2 separate regions of the Mus musculus genome follow, and region 2 is linked to region 1. A link is a loop called in an ENCODE intact Hi-C map of the cell type or tissue named here. Cell type or tissue: heart. All regions are shown on one strand.

Region 1 (2,500 bases):
AATTGAAAGCGAAAATCCTCACCCTGAGAGAGCCTCCCCAGATAGCTTTCTTTGACACTGACATGTCTCTGCTTGGCCAGACGCCATGGAGATAGATCCCCTCATGTTAGACAGTTAATTGTTCTCTGCCAGGTCTACACGAAGAAGCTGAGAACCAAGGCAATTATGCAAATAAGTCAAGAAAAGAAAAAGGAAAAGAAAACCACCCACCCATGTGCTCCAGTGAGGTAAGACTTCAGTTGACAGTGGTCTTGACTTGACATGTGCAGATAATTGCCTCAAGTTCTCCATGACTATGGCTGCACTGCCCGAGTGTGTGAGGTCCTCCATTCTTTGGAGCAATGCTCCTATCTTCTTAAAGGGAAAGGACAGAGGTGGATCCTGATGACCCTGAGCCAGATGCAACTGGTTCTGGGAGTAGAGTGCAGTTAAAGAAAGTGTTTTAGCCAGGAGGGAAGCCGGAAAATAATCTTGCATGGGACACTGGGAAGTGAAAAATCTCTTCAGGGGTAATACTACTTTACTCCCACTGCCGGGATCCAGGTTGAGGTTGCTCCCTGGGGCTTTCAATCTGTTACATGTGGGTGCAGTCTCCCCAGCTATGACAGTACCCTCTGGCACACATGCAATGCCTTCTGTAAAGGTCTAGCTGACATCCTTCCATGGACAAATTGCAAGAAGTCAGTGTCATACCAACTTTACTTCTGGATTCCTCAAGGCCAAAGACTTCAATTTTTGTGGTTCCTCAGCTCTAAAGTTTATTTCCCTCCCTCTCTCCTTTCCCACTTCCTTCCCTTCCTTCCTTCTTCCTTTATCTGTCTCTCCTCCCTCCCCCCCCTCCTCTTTTATTCTATTTTCTTCTTTTCCTTGGTCTTGTTTGATTAAAAAAAAAAAAAAAAAAAAAGCTGTTCCTGAGGGTTGAAGTCAGTTGTGCCTTGTGTCCATTCTATCTAGCACCTTTCTTAAGCTGCTACTGTTTGCCAACTCCAAGTTAAGGTGGGACAATAGCCTTAGTCCTCTGACTTGACCTTGTATCTCCTGTTAATCTAGATTCAGAGACCCATACCTTCTTAGCTCAAGAGTTCTTCCTCTCTACAGCCTGTAAATTTAAGGATCTTCCTTTACTCTCTGTTTTGCTGATGTATCTTCACTATGTCTAAGGATGTTTAATACTTGGAACAAAGAGGTGTCATGTACCCCAGGCTGGCCTCTAATCCATTATATAACTGAGGGTGACCTTGAACTTCTGATCAATCTTTCTTCCTAAGCCTTATAAATAGATCTCAAATAGAGGTCACTACACCAAGTTTAAAACTGCTCTCTGTCTTAATTTAGAGCACAATTGGGTGTTTAGATGTGAAACTGAAGAATATTTGCCTTTTCACTCTGGAGAAATGTGAACCTTCCAGGCAGGTGTGCTTATAATTTTCCAGTTTCTTACAAACGTAAAGTTATTTAAGAACCCCACTTAAAAACAAACAAACAAACAAACAAACAAACACCACTTAGATGATGGGCCTCCTTTTATAACACTAATTCTGAAGTGCTGTGGACTTTCACTTTCTTGTATAGTTTTCTGTTTTAACTTTGAAACAGAAAGATTTCACAGTATCCGTTCTTAATCTGTAAGCCTTTCTGAAGCCTTTGGCTCCAGGCAATGCAATTCTGCCCAGAACTTTTGCTATGAGCTGATACAAACATAGCCAGGCCAAGCCAAATCAACAAGTGTTTGTTTAGCACTTAATATATATTTTTGATTACATAGAGTAAACGCTTCTACACCACACACTGTACTATTTGCTCAAGATAAGTTTTTAAAAAAACCTTGCCTGTGGTATTATTGGCAAATATAGTCAGTAAGAAAATAGCAAGAGAGCTAACTCCTAATGGGGTAGAAAGCACAATTGCTTCGTATTTTGTTTCATATAACATTCTTAGAAGACCTGAGTAAACACAGCTCAGGAACTACCTACCCTTCCCCCAAACGTACACACACTCAAAGAGAGAAAGAAAGAAAGAAAGAAAGAAAGAAAGAAAGAAAGAAAGACAATTTCTTTTTGATTATAACTTTCTTTAAGAACATTTGAGAATATCAAATTTGCTCAAATGTGGTGTACACAGAAATCCAGGGTATTGTTTTGATATCTACATCTATAGACATGCTGTGGTTATCTATATTTGATATCACTTCATAAGTCTTTTTTCAGTTGAATACAGGAGAGAGCTTAGAAGGAAGTCATGTGTGCTTGCTACTCTTATTGGGGAGAGCATCACTTAATTCTACTTTCAGTTGCTTCCTATATTCTGAGAGCCTTGACCAGCTTTCTCCAGCAGGTTGTATCTCCGAGTCCCTGGTCACATCTGGTGCATTCACCTATTGTACTTCCTGGTTGGATATTTGGATCGTGGATCTCTTTGAACAGAGATGATCTGGGATAGCTCATGTAAAATATATCCTCCTGCCTATCTACTGACGGGAACATAATGGTTAATCATTAAT
Region 2 (2,500 bases), 280 kb before region 1:
GTGTGTGTGCGCACACTCTAGACCATACCTAAAACTAATTAGCTTCCAAAATGCATCACGCTAATGACGTCACCCTAAGGTTTAGCCAGGGCTCCATGATACGATTAGCAACGATTAGCAATAGCTCTTCCAGGTTGGTTACCTCGTGTGAGTGCAGGTGTCTTCAGAGGCCAGAGACATGAGATCCCCCCTGGAACTGGAGTTATGGATGATTGTGAACCATGCAAAGTGGGTGCTGGGAACTGAATTTGCATCCTCTACAAGAACGGTATGTATTCCCAACCTGTGAGACAGCTTTCCAGTCTAAAGTACATGTGTTGTAAGAGGCATGCCATGTGTGTCCAGTGCAAATGGACCATCTTATAAAAAAAGCAGACTGGAGGCATCATTCAGAGCGTGAGGCTGGGGTAGGCAGCCTTCTGCACCTGGCTCCAGGCCTTCTGTGTGGAAGGGACCCAGCCCAGGGTAGGTGCATTCGTTTCTGGGGACTCAGCTTGGTCATCTGCAAGGTGCAGACAATAACATTTTATTTCCCTTTATTTCTATAGGGGATTGCCGCGAGGGCTCATCTGAAGTGATCATTCAGCGATCTATTATTACTGTGTTAATTAGTTAATTACTAACTGTTCATTAATGCATGCATAATGACAGGCAAATATCAGCTGCTTTTGTTCATTTTTTAAAAATGATTTTTAGTTAGCAAGCAAGATGATGAATTTTGTCATGATAGTTTCTCTGAGTGAATGCATGGGTATACAAGTGTTCGAGTACACATAAATGTATGTGCATGTATGTGTGTGTATGTGCACGTATGTGCATGTATGTGCATGTACAAGTGGAGGCCAGAAGTCAGCCTTCAGAGTCATTCCTCAGGAGGCCAACCATCTTGGGGTTTGAGCTAGTCTCTCTAACTTGTCCTGGAACTGCTCGATGCAGCTTGGCTGACAGCTAGTGAGCCCCGGGAATCTCCACATCCCCAGTGCTAGGATTATAAGCATGTGCCACCATGTTCGAGCTCTGGGCTTTGAACTCAGGTCCTCATGCTCATGTGGCAAGCACTTTGCTGACTGAGCCATCTCTCCAGCCCAAGGGTAAGGCCTTCCTACACTGTGTCTACCCACTCACCTACCATTATCCTCTCTTGATCTCTTATTTGGCTTTTGCTGTTACCAACAACAACACAGCAGAAGGTTTTCTTTTCCCTTCTCTGGGTCTTGAAATCTCCATTGTGTTCCCATGGACACCAAAAGGACCTTCAGTGTGAATTCAAGGGCAGGCGCATCATGCAAAGTAAGCAATGCTCTGCCCTTTCCAGGATGACCCACACTTAGGACGACCTTATTCTCAGTGCTACGTTGCTGTCCACCAGCTGCAGACCAGGCAGGAGGGAACAGGGAAAGTCTTTCCCTCCCCTTTGGCCCTTTCCATATAGCGTTCAGCCCACCTTCCTTTCCTAAGCTCTTTAAACTTCTTTTGGCTAAGTTAACTTTGTGCCCCCAGGAGACAATGGGCCAGGAGAGTGGCGTATCTCTCCTGGGGCCACCAGGTGGCGATGTTTCCTTTGTCATGATCCAACATGTACCAACTCTTCCTGGTTTCAGCGTCCAGCATCCTTCTGTCAGGCAGCTTTCTCTACTCAGGCAGAGGGCTTTGGCAGTTCACAGAGTCCCCATCTTTAGGATGTGAGTGGAATATCACCAGTTTCTCTGCAGTCGTCCAACACCCGTGTAGACATAGAGAATGCATCGAGAATTGGCCCAGGGAAAGGGTCTCTTGTCACTTCTAGATGAACAAGCTGTCATTTGCTGGTAGTGCCAGGGTGATTTTGGAGAGTGATGTCCCTGTGTCCACGCAGGACTCTAACAACTAGGGTGTGAGATCCACCTGGCTTCCATGTCTCTCATCTTGCTTCCTTATCTAAAGTCCCCTGGAGTGAATAGAATAGAATTTAGAATAGAACTGCACACCCCCTCCCCGTGGTATATGTGATATGGAGAATTTGAGGGATGCCTTTGAGTTTGACAGAACCATTTTCAGTTGTTGGTGAGCTTGACTTAGGGACCTGGGATCCTGGAAAACCCAACAGCCTCCAAAGCCACCCTGAACCAGTGACTTCAGGTTCTTGTCTTGCGAGTTATAAGAAATTCATAGATCATGGAAGGTGAGTTTTAGAGAAAAGTTTACTATGTATTTCATAAGAGAACAGAAGAGAGAGGAAGCATGAGCTTGTGTGTATGTGTGTGTGTGTGTGTGTGTGTGTGTGTGTGTGTGAGAGAGAGAGAGAGAGAGAGAGAGAGAGAGAGAGCCCACAGTGTCTATACAGCAGGATTGTGTCTCTGGGGATGGAATGCCATGGAGGTGCTCAGCCAGAACTTGGACAGGGCATGATGGTGGATAAACTCAGTTCAGCCGGCCCAACTGAGGAATGTCCAGCTAGGTGACCTGAGTTTTAGTGATGTCAGCAGATACAGCTTCCAGGTAAGAGAGAGAGATGACAGGG

The links. Hi-C counts contacts between places; a loop is a spot of excess contacts. Peaks named below come from ENCODE experiments on the same cell type or tissue, not always from the same donor. Only the 100,000 strongest peaks of a DNase experiment are listed, where the experiment ranks them.
Region 2: it touches region 1 in a loop (2.2-fold over the local background); 2 of 42 quality-filtered maps call a loop at or near these places.

Annotation. Positions count from the first base shown.
Region 1 is chr8:116,153,505-116,156,004 of GRCm38, reverse strand. No RefSeq gene overlaps it. Among named protein-coding and RNA genes, the nearest start is that of Gm31225, 36 kb to the left of the region's middle. In heart, no CTCF peak of the experiment used is centred here; no DNase peak of the experiment used is centred here.
Region 2 is chr8:116,438,167-116,440,666 of GRCm38, reverse strand. No RefSeq gene overlaps it. Among named protein-coding and RNA genes, the nearest start is that of Dynlrb2, 66 kb to the left of the region's middle. In heart, a CTCF peak has its summit at 1,527 (motif pointing right); a DNase peak (open chromatin) is centred at 1,626; H3K27me3 peaks cover 831 bases.